2 separate regions of the Homo sapiens genome follow, and region 1 is linked to region 2. Evidence: read pairs that join two places in POLR2A ChIA-PET (ENCODE). Cell type or tissue: B cell. All regions are shown on one strand.

The links. Peaks named below come from ENCODE experiments on the same cell type or tissue, not always from the same donor. Only the 100,000 strongest peaks of a DNase experiment are listed, where the experiment ranks them.
Region 1: POLR2A ChIA-PET joins it to region 2 with 5 read pairs; 2 of 35 experiments call an interaction of 5 or more read pairs at or near these places.

What each region holds. Positions count from the first base shown.
Region 1 is chr11:47,873,083-47,881,082 of GRCh38, forward strand. No RefSeq gene overlaps it. Among named protein-coding and RNA genes, the nearest start is that of NUP160, 29 kb to the left of the region's middle. RefSeq lists an enhancer at 6,234-6,403. In B cell, no CTCF peak of the experiment used is centred here; DNase peaks (open chromatin) are centred at 6,719 and 6,849; H3K27ac peaks cover 1,353 bases.
Region 2 is chr11:48,028,126-48,036,125 of GRCh38, forward strand. The region is part of intron 1 of PTPRJ (protein tyrosine phosphatase receptor type J); the gene reads left to right. Among named protein-coding and RNA genes, the nearest start is that of PTPRJ, 52 kb to the left of the region's middle. RefSeq lists an enhancer at 455-1,029 and a silencer at 3,552-3,621. In B cell, no CTCF peak of the experiment used is centred here; DNase peaks (open chromatin) are centred at 4,096 and 5,866; H3K27ac peaks cover 710 bases.

The sequences.
Region 1 (8,000 bases), 160 kb before region 2:
TAAGTTGATTAGAAGTCTTTTTTTTTTTTTTTTTTTTTTCCGAGACAGAGTTTCCCTCTTGTTGCCCAGGCTGGAGTGCAATGGCGTGATCTCAGCTCACCACAACCTCTCCCTTCCAGGTTCAAGCAATTCTCCTGCTTCAGCCTTCTGAGCAGCTGGGACTATAGGCACCTGCCACCAAGCCCAGCTAATTTTTGTATTTTTAGTAGAGACAGGGTTTCACCATGTTGGTCAGGCTGGTCTCAAATTCCTGACCTCATGATCTGCCCGCCTTGGCCTCCCAAAGTGCTGGGATTACAGCCGTGAGCCACTGTGCCTGGCCAGAAGTCTTAAATAGAAAGAAAGAATGTATTCATTAAATAAGGATTTGATCAAACCAGAAGATGGAACATTTCCTGTTCTTTCAAGCACTGACCAGGAAGACTCAGCCAACATACTTGTAGGATTTCTGGTCCCATTGACTAGTCACCCTTGTTGTGGAGATGGAAGCATCTGATTAGGAGAGTCCGATGCCATTCGCCTTTAAGTCCTTGTTCTCCGCAGCAAGCACCTTCTCATTCATTCATTTGCATTCAACAGATTTATTCAAAGCTGACTTTTTTTTTTTTTTGAGATGGAGTCTTGCTCTGTCGCCCAGGCTGGAGTGCAGTAGCGCAATTTCAGCTCACTGCAGCCTCCACCTTCCAGTTTCAAGCGATTCTCCCTGCCTCAGCCTCCCGAGTAGCTGGGATTGCAGGCACCTGCCACCACAGCTGGCTAATTTTTGTATTTTTATTAGAGATGGGGTTTTGCCATGTTGGCCAGGCTGGTCTTAAACTCCTGACCTCAGGTGATCTGCCACCCTCAGCTTCTCAAAGTGCTGGGATTACAGGCATGAGCCATCGTGCCTGGGCACATTATGATTTATTTTAAAAGAGCACTTAAATGTCATATGGAAAATAACCATTTTTAGCTTTGAGGAAGGAGCCAGAGTAAGGTAGGGACACCAGCTAGGAGTTTCTACAGGAGTCCAGATGAGAAATGATAGTTGCTTAGAACAGGGTAGCTGACTGGAGAGAAGTGGACGAATCTGAAACATACTTTTGAAGTACAATCCTTCTGACTTGTTGGTGGGTTGGATGGGGTAGGAGAGAATGGGGGAAAGAGGAGGAAAGTATGGCTCCCAGGTTTCTGGTTGGAATGGTGGGCAAGAATGATGGAGTAAAGATTAGAGGAGTAGATTAAGAACTAAGTTTTGGGCCAGGCGCAGTGGCTCACACCTGTAACCCCAGCACTTTGGGAGCCCCAGGTGGGTGGATCACCTGAGGTGAGGAGTTCAAGACCAGCCTGACCAACATGGTGAAACCCTGTCTCTACTAAATACAAAAAATTAGCCGGGCATGGTGGCAGGTGCCTGTAATCCCAGTTACTTGGGAGGCTGAGGCAGGAAAATCACTTGAACCTGGGAGGCAAAGGTTGCAGTGAGCTAAGATTGTGCCACTGCACTCCAGCCTGGGCAACAAGAGCAAAACTCTGTCTCAAAAAAAATAAAATAAAATAAAAAAAGAAGAACTTACTTTTGGATATGTTGATATGTTAGTTTTTTGTTTTGTTTGTTTTTTGATATGTTAAAGATATCTTTTTTTAAAATTTATTTTTATTATTTATTTAGTTATTCATTTGAGACAAGATGGTGCAATCTTGGCTCACTGGTACCTCCACCTCCTGGACTCAAGCAATCCTCTTGGCTCAGCCTCCCAAGTAGCTGGGATTACAGGCACATGCCTCCATGCCCACCTAATTTAGTAGAGATGGGGTTTCACCATGTTGACCAGGCTGGTCTCAAACTCCTGACCTCAAGTGATAGGCCCACCTTGGCCACCCAAAATCCTGGGATTATAGGCATGAGCCACTGCGCCTGGTTGAGTTCAATGTGACCTTGAACTTCTGGGCTCAAACAATCCTCCTGAGTAGCTGGGACCACAGTCACGTGCCACTGCACCCAGCTGATTTAAAAAAACGTTTTGTATAGGTGGAGTCTTGCTTTGTCATCAAGGCTGGTCTCAAGCTTCAATCTATCCTCTCACCTTGGCCTCCCAAAGTGCTGGGATTACAGGCATGAGCCACTGTGCCCAGTCTGGTATTGGGGGAACCCGCCCCCAATATTTCAACGTAGGTTCTTTCTATTTTCTGTAAGAGTCAGCCAGCTGAGAAATAAAGAGAAAGAGAAAGAGTACAAAGAGAGGAATTTTTTTTTTTTTTGAGACGGAGTCTTGCACTCTTGCCCAGGCCGGAGTGCAGTGGTGTCATCTTGGCTCACTGCAAGCTCCGCCTCCCGGGTTCACGCCATTCTCCTGCCTCAGCCTCCCGAGTAGCTGGGACTAAAGGCACCCACCACTACGCCTGGCAACTTTTTTGTATTTTTAGTAGAGATGAGGTTTCACCGTGTTAGTAAGGATGGTCTCAATCTCCTGACCTTGTGATCCACCCACCTCAGCCTCCCAAAGTGCTAGGATTACAGGCGTGAGCCACCGCACCTGGCCCAAAGAGAGGAATTTTACAGCTGGGCTGCCGGGGGTGACATCACATATTGGTAGGACTGTGATGCCTACCTGAGCCACAAAACCAGGAGTTTTATTAAGGATTTCAAAAGTGGAGGGGGTGCAAGAACAGGCAGTAGGTCACAAGATCACATGCTTCAAAGGGCAAAAAGAACAAAGATCACATGCTTCTGAGGAAACAGGACAAGGGCAAAATCAGAAACTCCTGATAAGGGTCCAGCAAAGATCACAAGGCAAAGGGCAAAAGCGGAATTACTGATAAGGGTCTATGTTCAGCGGTGCACGTATTTTCTTGATAAACATCTTAAACAACAGAAAACAGGGTTCAAGAGCAGAGAACCGGTCTGACCTCAAATTTACCAGGGCGGGGTGTTTCCCCACCCTAGTAAGCCTGAGGGTACTGCGGGAGACCAGGGCGTATTTCAGTCCTTATCTCAACCGCATAAGACAGACACTCCCAGAGCGGCAGTTTATAGACCTCCCCCAGAAATGCATTCCTTTCCCACAGTATTAATCCTTGCTAGGAAAAGAATTTAGCAATATCTTCCCTACTTGCATGTCTGTTTATAGGCTCTCTGCAAGAGGAAAAATATGGCTCTATTTTGCCCGAACCCACAGGCAGTCAGACTTTATGGTTGTCTTCCCTTGTTCCCTGAAAATCGCTGTTATTCTGTTGTTTGTCAAGGTGCACTGATTTCATATTGTTCAAACACACATGTTTTACAATCAATTTGTACAGTTAACACAATTATCATAGTGGCCCTGAGGTGACGTACATCCTCAGCTTACAAAGATAACAGGATTAAGAGATTAAAGTAAGACAGGTGTAAGAAATTATGAAAGTATTATTTGGGAACGGGTAAATGTCCATGAAATCTTCACAATTTATGTTCCTCTGCCGCGGCTCCAGCTGGTCCCTCCATTCGGGGTCCCTGACTTCCCACAACAGCCTGGCATGTCTTTAAATCATTCAAGTGGAGATATCAAGTAGACATCTGGGTATATGAGACAAGAGCTCAGAAGAGTAGTCCAGGGTAAAGTTACACATTTGGGAGCAGGACTGGTTACATAATTTGTGGGACCCAGTGCAAAATGAAGATAAATAGCCTCATGTTAAAAAATTATTAATAACTTCCAGACGTCAAGAGGATAACATCAAACCAAGCACAGAGACCTACAGGTAACTGCACAGGTCACTTGCCCATGAAGCCTATATGCGATATTTAATTTGGAAATTGATCAGATTATTTATGGAGAGAGAGTTATCAGGAGAAGGAATGGGGACCCCAAATAGGACCTTGAAACCTGTGTATATGCTGGTAGTCACAATGAGACAATACTGTACGATCCCACTTATGTGAGATACCTAGAATAGTCAAATGCATAGAGAAGGAAAGCAAAATGGCAGTTGCCAAGAGCTGGAGGGAGGTGGGAATGGGGAGTTCATGCTTAATGGGTACAGAGTTTCACTGTGGGAAGAAAAAGTTCTGGAGATGGATGGTGGTGATGGTTGCACAACAATATGAATGTATTTAGTGCCACAGAGCCATACACTTAATTAAAATGGTTAAAAATGTTAAATTTTGTTATGTATATTTCACCACAAAAAAAAAATGCTGGCCAGGCATGGTGGCTCACACCTGTAATCCCAGCACTTTGGGGGGCCTAGGCAGGAGGATCAACTGAGGTTAGGAGTTTGACACCAGCCTGGCCAACATGGGGAAACCCCGTCTCTACTAAAAATACAAAAATTAGCTGGGTGTGGTGGTGTGCACCTGTAATGTGAGCTACTCGGGAGTCTGAGGCAGGAGAATTGCTTGAATCTGGGAGATGGAGGTTGCGGTGAGCTGAATCGCGCCACTGCACTCCAGCCTGGGCGACAAGAGCAAGACTCCCTCTCAAAAAAAAAAAATTGCTTTTCTCTCTACACTTCTATTATCCTTCATGTGCCTGGCTTTTCTTTTCCTACCTCTCTGGCCACTTCTCAGTCTCCTCAATTCCTTCTCTACCTGAATGAGAAATGCTGCAGTTCTTCCTTTCTTCCTCTATTCCTTCCTCCCTTCCTCCCCTTCTCTCCGTCCCTTTCTTCTTCTCTTCCCTCCCCTCCCCTCCCCCTCCCTCCCTCCCTTCCTTCCTTTCTTCCTTCCTTCCTTCCTTCCTTCCTCTTTCTCCACAAATATTTATCTATTGTGTGCTAGGAATAAACAGGGAACAAAAGATACAAACTCTCTCTCTCATGGAGCATATATTCTACTGATTGAGAGATGGTCTATAAACAAATAAACAAGTAAACATGTAGTATTTTAGATGGTCATAGAGCTACAGAAAAAAAAAAGCAGATTAAGGGGAATTGGAAGAACCAAGGATGGGAAAAGGGTTGCTATTTTTTTTTTTTTTGAGACAGAGTCTTGCTCTCTTGCCCAGGCTGGAGTTCAGTGGCGCAATCTCGGCTCACTGCAACCTCCGCCTCCCTGGTTCAAGCAATTCTCCTGTCTCAGCCTCCCAGGTAGCTGGGACTACAGGCATGTGCCACCACGCCTGGCTACTTTTTTTCTATTTTTAGTAGAGATGGGGTTTCACCATGTTGGCCAGGCTGGTCTCGAACTCCTGACCTCAAGTGATCTGCCTTCCTTGGCCTCCAAAAGTGCTGGGATTACAGACGTCAGCCACCACACCTGGCCAGGGTTGCTATTTTTTACAAGATGATCTGCTAAAGTTACATTCGAGTAAAGAACTGAAGACAGTGGGAGAGCAAGCAATGCTATTATCTGGAAGAGCCTTCTAAGAGGATCACAGCAAGTGCAAAGGCCCTGAGGAAGAATAGAGGTTCCCAAGATTGGAACAGGCAGAAAAAGGAATGGGTGGTAAGGAAGAAAGATGACTTGAGAAACTTGTCTGTGCTGAAGAGCAGAGAAATATTATTATTATTATTTTTAGAGAAAGGGTCCCACTCTGTTGCCCAGGCTGGAGTGCAGTGGCGTGATCATAGCTCACTGCAACCTTGAACTCCTGGACTCAAGACTCAAGTGATCCTCCTGCCCCAGCCTCCTGAGTAGCTAGGACTATAGGCATGCACAATCATGTCTGGCTAATTTTTTTTTTTAAGTGAAAGCAAATTTATTAGAGAAGTAAATAAACGAGCAGGGCATGGTGGCTCATGCCTGTAATCCCAGCACTTTGGGAGGCTGAGACAGGTGGATCACCTAAGGTCAGGAGTTCAAAACCAGCCTGGCCATCATGGTGAAACCCCATCTCTACTAAAAAATAGAAAAATAGAAAAATTAGCTGGGAGTGGTGGTGGGTGCCTATAATCCCAGCTACTTGGGAGGCTGAGGAAGGAGAATTGCTTGAACCCAGGAGGTGGAGGTTGCAGTGAGTTGAGATCGTACCACTGCACTCCAGCCTGGGTGACAGAGTGAGACTCCATCTCAAGAAAAAAACAAAGTAAATAAACAAAAGAATGGCTACTCCATAAGCAAAGGAGCCTAATTTTTTTTTTTAATCTATTTTTTTTTTTTTGTAGAGACAGGGTCTCTCTATGTTTCCCAGGCTGGTCTCAAATAATCCTCCTGCCTCAGCCTCCCGAAGAGCTGGGATTACAGGTGTGAGCCACAGTGCCCAGCCAAGAAATATTGTTTATTGAAGGTTTGCTATGCTCTCACTTTGTGTGAAGTGCCAAGGTTAGAGCAGAGAACCGACAGAAGTGGTTCCTGACCTCATGGAGCTGACAGTCCAGCAGAGGAGAGACAGGTTTGACAAACAATGATTCAGCTCCACTTTCGATGAGTTCTCTGAGAGAGTGGTGGAGGGTGAAGGGAGTGTGTTATAGTAAGACAACACCGAAAGAGGGGAAGGGAGGAGGGATCAGAGGGGGCGTCTTGGAGGAAGTGACACTTGACGGATTACGATTTGGTGTCCCCTGTGCCTCCACCTTCAGGGAGCAATGCCCTGGTTCTGGTGACATGGGCACTCAGGGTCCCCATGGCAGTTCCTTCTCATTGAGTGTCACCTCCGTCATTTGGCTTCAAGAACTGGAATATGCAAATGGCAGTCAGTTATGTGTGATCAAATGACACTGGCTACATGCTCAAGAACGAATTTAGCATCTACCACCAGCGTTCCCACAGTACTCCCAAATAACTTCTGTATCCTCCCCACCTCCAGACACACATGTATACACACACACAACCTCACACACATTCTCAAACCAGCCTGTCAGTCTACCTCACTCTCCTCTTCAGTTTCAGCTTCCACTGGTCTAGGTCCCTGGCCCATGAAGCCAGCTGATGGAGCCTCATGGTGGCCAAAGTTGAAGGGACTCAATGTGGGGACACCGAAGTGTGTGCCCAGGCCATCTCTCCAGCCTTCTAAAACCACCTGCCTTGGGGAGAGGAAGTGGGGAGAATGTCATCTGCTCTGTTTGTACTCCAGAGCAGCTCTGCTTGTGCCCCCACAAAGTCTCTCATCCAAGTTTTCTGTCAACTTTCTGTTCACAGAGTTTCACTTCCAGTTCAAGGGCTAGATGGGGAGTTGACATATGACCTTGGGCAAATTACTTACCTTCCTTGTGTTGCAATTTTCTCATCTGTAAATGAGGATAACAAAAGTACCTACTTCAGTTTAAGTGAAAAAAATTCATGTAAGTGTTTAACATAGTGACTAGCACATATTAGGTGCCCAGTAAATGTTAGCTCTTATTATTACTTTCATCATTATGATTATTTACTGGAGAATTTGGCTACATTAAATGTCTGAGCTCCAGCTCAGCTAGCCAAAGTCTACAGTTCAAAGTCTACTGTTATAACTGTAATCCCAGCACTTTGGGAGGCTGAGGCAGGTGGATCACTTGAGGTCAGGAGTTCAAGACCAGCCTGGCCAACATGGTGAAACCCTGTCTCTACTAAAAATACAAAAATTAGCCAAGTGTGATGGTGCACACCTGTAATCCCAGCTATAAGGGAGGCTGAGGCATGAGAATAGCTGGAACCCAGGAGGCAGAGGTTGCAGTGAGCCAAGATTGTGCCACCACTCTACTCCAGCCTGGGTGACACAGCAAGAGTCTGTCTCAAAAAACAAAACAAAACAAACAAACAAACAAACAAAAAAACAAAGTCTACTGTTAAATAAATTGGCATTCCAGTTTCATCCAATCGGGTTTATGAGCTTAGCTAATGTGTGTCTGCCCCTAAGAGCTAAAGCTGCCCTGGGGCCTCCCAGTCTCTTCCTTAGCCAGGCAGTGTGGTTCTGAGTACCAGAAAGCTCCTGAGGAAAACCCTCTGCCAAAATGGAACACCAAGGGAAAAGGATAAAAGCAACAATTTTGGACCAGGCTGGCATGAACTGTGATCCCAGTCTGCCATACTTATTTTTTTATTCTAAAATAACAGAGATAACATACACAATGGGCTTTCTAACTTGCCACTTTTCCCTTATCTTTTTTCCCTTTGTGAACCTAAAACA
Region 2 (8,000 bases):
TTTCTTGAAACATAAGGCCGTCTTGGTTTGTTGTTCTGTTTTGTGCTTTTCACAGAGGCATGGACACTGAAAGACGTTTCTCTGACAGTGGAGATATAGGACTGAAGAGTGACATGGCTTGCAGAGCACTACCTGTCCCCCTAATCCACACTGTCCTCTCTCCTCATGGGCAGCCTGAGAATGTGGACCCAAGGTAGCCCATCATGCAGTTCTTCATGAAATCTGGAAATCTTGGCATTTCATGGGAAATCTCATCACTGCTAAAGTAGGCTTAGATTTGTTTTAAAACCTTGTGTGGGCTGGGTGCAGGGCATTTTACTCTTCTGTGGTAGGAGAGTAGACTGGCCACAGCCCAGCCCAGAATCCTTAACAAAAGGTTAAGCTGCTGGGCGTGGTGGCTCACACCTGTAATCCCAGCACTTTGGGAGGCTGAGGTGGGTGGCTCACCTGAGGTCAGGAGTTTGAGACCAGCCTGGCCAACGTGGTGAAACCCCGTCTCTACTAAAAATACAAAAATTAGCCAGGTGTGGTGGCGGGCACCCATAATCCCAGCTACTTAGGAGGCTGAGGCAGGAGAATTGCTTGAACCCAGGAGGCAGAGGTTGCAGTAAGCAGAGATTGTGCCACTGCACTCCAGCCTGGGCAACAAGAGTGAAACTCCGTCTCAAAAGCAAACAAACAAACAAAAAACCTTGTGTGGGTGAATCAAACACGTCTGCAAGCCTGATTCAGCCTGTAGCCCACCAGTTTGCAGCCTTTGTTTAGATCCGTAGTGGAGAAAGAGGTTAAAGCTACAAGTTAGGACCCCTGAAAATGAAAGATGGTTTGGAAGTGAATCTGAAGTAAATTGTCACTGTATGGTTTCAGACCGTTTTCTGGTAGTATGTGCTGTGTGACACAGGTTGTCCCTGTGTTGTGCAGTGGTTTTGAGCACAACATTGGCCCTAGGCCTGCAGTGTGGGGTGCAGGCCCTCTGCTGAGGGCTGCAGATGCTGCCGGGAGTGCAGTGGATGAGGTCCTGCCCGCACAGCCTCATTCGGCGTTGATACCCATGCCTGGAGGATGTGGGCTCATCTTCTTGGGTCAGGTGAGCCTCTTACACCTGTGTTCATTGCTTAGCTCTTTTGATGTCATTGCATATTGGTTCAATTACTTTTCCCTTTTCAGAGCCATGAATAATAACTATGATTTTGCTAGAGGGAAAAAATGAAATGATCAAGGTAATGCATTTACATGTTACATAAAATTCATATCATACAGAAAGGCAGAAGGAAAACAGGGAGAATTACTTGTTCCCTTTTCTCTCTTCCCCTCCCAATTCCTTTAACAGGAAGAATGTCTCACTAGTCATGTGATCTACAGCAAATCCTTTAACCTCTTCAAACCCGCATCTCTTATATGTTACAGGACAGTAATAAAACTTAACTCATATTATTGTTATTTTTTATTTAATGTGGATTAAGTTAGTTGGTATGAAATTCTCCAAATCCTATGCATATATAAAGGGTGCTCATAGAGCTTTTTTCTTCTTTTTTGTATATCCAGGATTTCTTTAGCGGTCTTTTGTAATTATAGTAAAAGCACTGAGGTTAGATTTATGGGTTTTTTTTGAGGAGGATAGACTGAATCCCTTTCCCGCCTCAAGGCTATAGTGGGTCGGCACAGTTTGTGTTTGCTAAACATATCTTTAGCTGCGTAAGAGAAAGAAGGAAAATAGTAAAGATGAACAGTACTGTTTTCTACTTGAAGTTCTAGTTGGCCCCCACTCCCTTCCATGTAGGAACCTTAGCTTGCTTTCCACACCCTCCCACCACTGGACTCACAAAGGCCCCTGATGAGTGCCTCCGGTAAGACAGGGGGAAATTTTTATCTTAATTAGAAAAAGGCTTAGTATCTTGATTGTATGTTCTCTGGAGCCAGTGATAGAGATAGTATAAGAAATTCTGGACATTCAAATGTAAAACAGATTAATTTGTAGGAATGTTGGATTTTTATCTGGACAGATGTTTTGTCTTTTATGGAGTTGGTTGGGATTAAGAAGTGGGGGCAGGGTCATGTTGGTATTTTATTTTTGCTTTGGGCTTATGTTACTTAGGATTAACTTTAGCTGTGTATAACAACAGCAACAAATCAGATTTATAGTCAGTTAACGGAGGCTTAAGTGATGTAAAGTTTTATTTCTCTCTCACATAGAAATTAGTTAGAGGTAGTAGTTTAGGGCTCTTAGAGGCCCCAGGCTGTCATATTCTACCTGCTTACACATGGCTTTCAGGATCTAGGTCACCTCACAGTCCATGATGGCTGCTGGGGCTCCATCCCCCTTGTCTGAGTCATATGTTGGCAGAAGGAGGAAAGGCACAGATCAAGAGGAGGCCTTTCAGCTGGGCGCGGTGGGTCACCTGAGGTCAGGAGTTCGAGACCAGCCTGGCCAGCATGGCGAAACACCATCTCTACTAGAAATACAAAATTTAGCCGGGCATGGTGGTGTGTGCCTGTAATCCCAGCTACTAGGGGAGCTGAGGCAGGAGGATCGCTTGAACCTGGGAGGTGGAGGTTGCAGTGAGCCGAGATTGTGCCACTGCACTGCAGCCTGGGCAACAGAGCGAGACTCTGTCTCAAAAATAAATAAATAAATAAATAAAATAATAAAGAGGAGGCCTTTCCTGCTGCATCAGCTCTCTCTGAGCAGCGTTCCTGGGAAGTTCCATGGAACACTTCTGCTTATCTCATTGGTCATAACTCAGTCAGATGCACACACTGAGCTGCAAGGGAGGCTGAGAAGTATAGTCTCTTAGTCCCAGATACAATATGTATAAAATTCAGAACAAGGGTCCTTTTACTAAGGAGGAGGAAGAGACTGGATGTTATGGATATGGGCAGCAAGCAGTGTTTTCAAAGTACTGAAACAGATTGTAGAACTTTGTAAACTGGCTGCCTTTCTACTCCTCTGCTCACCTCTAACCAAAGAGCCACCTAATTGTTCTGCATGGTGACCATTGCCTGTTAGATTCTTGGTGAATAGATTCCTAGCCTCATCTTTTGTTATTTTTATTTTTTTAATAAATGGTAGAATGAGGATGCAGGAAACTTGGAAAAGCAGAGTCAAAGTTCAACTAGCACAGGAGCAGAAGGTAAATTCTGTTGGCTTATAGAATGAGCCCAGACCCTGGTGTCAGAAGACCTGGGTCAGTTCTGGTCTGTCCTCTCCTGGGACTCAGTAAAGTCTCTTGGCTCTCTGAGCTTTCCACATCAGTAAGATGGGGAATGACAACCCTTATGGGACTGCAGTGAGGCTTAGCCAAGTTGGTGCTGTGGAAGGCCCTACTGGATTCCAAAGCATGATACAGATGATGAATACTTTATGTGGCTGAGGTGCTTCCAGCAGGCACGTGGGAAGCATCCATGTAAGATTGGGGTCATGCAAAATGGGGTGGGATCACATCGCGGGATGAAGCACTTGGATGCAAAGGCCTGTGTGGTCCAGCCTGAGTCTGGCTCAACACACAGGGTCGGATCCTGGCTGCGCTCCTTACTGCTGTATGTACAGATTTGGCTCAGAGGGAATGCAGGATTGGCAACATGCATCTAGTCTTTCTTGTGGTCTCCTGGTGCCTCTCATGGTGTGCTTATTCTTATTCTGCTACGGAGAGTGTGACTTAAGCATGTAATTTGCATATAGCGTGGCTCCTGAATGCAAGCCACTAACCCATTATTTTACTTAGTAAGTTCCAGTGTTGGGGCTTGGGGGATGGTGTGTCCTTTGCCAGTGAATGCTTATGTTGGTACATTTCAAGGGTTATTTTGCTTATGCACCCTCCCCACCCCCGTCAACGTTAGAGCTTAGCATCATATGAAAGGCAGTGTCCCTGTGACTGTATCATAGGGTTGATGAGGATGAAATGAAGTAACTGCAGGCAGTGTCCAGCCCAGTGCCCAGTGCTCTGTCCAGGCTCAGTGAGTGACCTTTGCTGCTGCTGCTGCTACTGCGTCCAGCTGGCTACATGGGGCTGGTGGCAGAGGGTGACTCAGTTCTCAGTGTGTCTTTTCCTGCCCCCTGCCAGGTTGCTTCCCCTAGCCTAGTTCCCTTTTTTTGTGAAATGCTCATCCCTCAGCTCTGGACTTCAATGTACTGTTGGTTTCAAAACCTTATGAAACACAACATCAATGGGGGAAGGGAGAAGAGAGAAGCTGAGAAGCCTAACCCAACTCTGACAGCTGAGCGGCTACAGAGGACTTCTCAGTTGGGCTTCAATACTTCTTAAGAACTTTCAAGTTAGGCCTCAGATGTGATTTTGTTTGCTGACTTTCTCTTTGCTACCTTGGCTTCTATTTAGTTAACAAATCTAGGCCGGGTGCGGTGGCTCACGCCTATAATCCCAGCACTTTGGGAGGTGGAGGCAGAGGTGGGTGGATCGCCTGAGGTCAGGAGTTCAAGACCAGCCTGACCAACAAGGAGAAACCCCATCTCTACTAAAAATACAGAATTAGTCGGGCGTGGTGGCACATGCCTGTAATCCCAGCTACTCGGGAGGCTGAAGCAGGAGAATTGCTTGAATCTGGGAGGCGGAGGTTGCAGTGAGCCAAGATCATGCCATTGCACTCCATCCTGGGCAACAAGAGCAAAACTCCATCTCAAAAAACAAAACAAAAACAACAAAAAACCCCAAATCTAATTCATTCATTCAGCGTGCACAATTTATTCAACACAGTTTGTTCCAAACACTGGGGATATGCCCCAAACAGACCAAGTTCCCTGTTTCATGGAGCTTACGTTTGGTGGAAGAGAGACAAATATAGAAACAAAAGTGTAGGCTGGGTGCAGTGGCTCACGCCTGTAATCTTAGCACTTTGGGAAGCCGAGGTGGGGAGATCACTTGAGCCCAGAAGTTCAAGATCGGCTTGGGCAACATAGTGAGACTCCGTCTCTATTAAAAAAAAAAAAACAAGTCTAACATCAGGTAGACTTCAGGGCTGTGAAAGAAGTGACATAGGGTAAGGGAATACAGCGTGTTGAGGGGATGGGTGCTATTTTCCAAGGAAAGCCCCTCCTGGTGGGGGGCCATAGGAAACAGCTGGTGCAAAGGCCTGGAAGACTCACTGGCATCTTTCTGGAATAGCAAGGATCAGCTTGGTGGGAAGTGGAATGAGCTGGGGGTGGAGTGGGGTGGGGTGGATTTTGGAGTCTGAGCTTGAGATACCTGCTTGGAGATGCTGAGCAGTCTGCAGGAACCAGGAGCCCGGAGCTGAGGGAGGACATGAAGGCTGGAATTGTAAGTTTGAGAGAAATCAGCTTTTTGAAGCTGTGGGACGGGGTAAGATCACCGTCATGTGAGAGGATGGGACTGGCCAGGTGGTGCATGTGTCCAGGCTCAGCGGATGTTCCTGGGATACAAGTACCTGTTCATCTTGTTGACATCTAATCTGTATCTGCGCATAGTGACCAAGGATAAGCCACTGAGCTGCTCCAAACGTGTGCTATGGGATGGATTAACTGTGTGGGTGTGGAAATCCCTCAGAATGATGAGACAGGGAGCAGTGGAGAGGAAGACAGTCGATCATTGATCGGTGAGCCTGTACTTGAGATCTGGCCTGGATAGTTGTGATGGTAGGTGGTACCCACAATGATGGCCCTTCAGGGGATTTGAAGATTGTGAAGGAGGACCAAGAGGAGCTGTTTGGACCACCTGTGATCCAAGGCGGGAACTAGGAAGACACCTACCGGAAGTCTTTGTGGATCTTTTGGGATTGGATTGGATTAGCAGATACAGAGCGTTTGACCTATAGTAACCAGCTGACTGTTCAGCAAACGCTTCACTTCCTAAAAGGCTTCTTCTTTCCAAGGCAAACTGGGGCATGTGAGGAACAGGAACTTACAAGAGCTTCTAGTCTGAACTCCAGGTGCTGACACTGTTAACAGTTGCTGAGTGGAGTCCTTCTCACTTGGGTGGAAAGTAACCTGTAAACTTGGCCCAAGTCTCCCTTTTCCTGTCCTTTGGCCCATGCTGTTCTGGTGCTAGATGTTGGCTCTGGCCTTTGCACTGACCATCTCCTCGAGATGGCACGTGGGGAGGATGTGCTGTGTTGAGAAGAACTTGGCTGGATAGGCAAAGACTTGAGCTAGAAAAAGAACAAGTGGTTATTCATTTGGTGCTTCCCTTTAACCAGGGCCTTTTTTTTTCTTTTATTTTAAAGGAAACCTTTAAGAAAGGAGGGCTCTCAGGCCTTTCTTAGAATTTAGGTCTCAGTTTTACATCATGGGATTCTGTTTTTCTTGGGTTTCCATTAGAAGATTAAATAACATAGTGGCTATGAAAGCATACTATAGATACTAGGAACTGTTGCTTTGATTGTGTTAAAGGATACCTCTATTCCCCAGGTCCTTTATTGATTCATCTTATTTTTATTTGTATAATAAATCATTAGAATAGTGCCTGGTGCTCTATTGCACTCACTTGCATATACTGTATAAAGCTTTGTACATATTACTTGTTTAGTCCTCACAGCAGCCCTAGGAGGTAGGTACTATTATTTTGCTCATTTTGCAGGCAAGAAAACAGGCACAGACAGTTAAATAAGGTCACCCAACTAACAAGCAGTAGAGCTAGGATTTGAACTGGGGGAGCCTGGCTCCATGTTCTAGGTTCTTCACCATTATACTCCAAGGCCTGTCGGTTTTCCCATCAATCTCTACTGAAGAACAATGGCGATGGCCATACTGGTAATTGTTGTGCTTTATATGCTGTGCACTGTGTTGTGTATTTCAGATGCACGAATGAGAATCTTCATCCCCGCAAGATATTAAGAGCCCGTTTTACAGAGGAGGAAATGAAGGCTCAGAGAATTGAGTAACTTGCTTGAAGTCCAAAGCTGAGGAGTGGAGCCAGAATTCAAACTCGAGTTTGTCTGGCTTCCGAATCCTGCTATTTCCTCAGCACAGTGGCCGTCCTCCAAGGCTGTCACATGTTCCTTCCCTGGTGATTCACGGCACCTGGCTACCTCCTTTTAGACTCACTTTGTGGCCCATGGCACCCAGTTGTGTCATGACAGGACAGTGGCTCCCATTTCTCCGGGCCTGACTGTGAGGCCACATGAGCCACCCCAGGGAGGCCAGCAGAGTCAGAGCTTGGCTTTGAAAGCTGTTAATCGACCTGAGCCCCTCCATGTCCCTTGCTCCATTTTAAGCCTAGGGCTTTCCTAAAGCACCGCAGATCTCCTTTTCTTGTGAGAAGAGATTAGGCAGATGTATACATACACGGTAATGTGCAAGTGTCTAGTTTCTTGTCAGCATCGGGATGAGCTGTTTGTAGTGAAGAGCCTGGGCCTGGTGAGCCCCCGGGATGATGGGTGGGGACCATCTGTGCTCTCCTGGAAAGGAAATTGTGGTTTCTTTCTTTTCTTTTTTCTTTCTTCTTCTTTTTTTTTTTTTTTTTTTTTTTTTTTAGTTTATGGGAAAGGGAGACTTGTGTCTCAATTGAGTCTTTGTGGCGTTGTATTACAGAGAGTCACAGAAAATGTTCTATGTAAATGACTATGTGCTCTGATTAGAGCCTCAATGGGCACCATTGTGTCATATTGCTATTATTGGCGATTGCAGGATACTAAATGATATTCTCATCAGGCTGAAAAACTTCAGTGTTAGCAGTGAAACTCGGGGTTAATTATACTGCTCTGAATTAGAGCATGGAATTAAGTTGTAGGGAGAGTAAGCCTATTGCTTTCTTCCCCCTCTGTCTTCCTCTTCAAGATTCTTGCTGGGGGTTTGATCAGAATAGTTTTTAACCCATGTTCTATATCTGTACTACTGGCATTTTGTTCTCCATGAGTTACTACCCCATTTGGGGTTGGGAAACACAGGACCAATTTATAGGACAGTGGGAGAAGGGGAGACATGGTCTACTTAATAGTGCATTCTTCTCAGTCAATAGCTGGGTAAAAAATAGCATGAAGATTGAAGTCTTAGGGGAATGCTGGACTCTCTAGAGGGGCCTCTTTAATTTAGC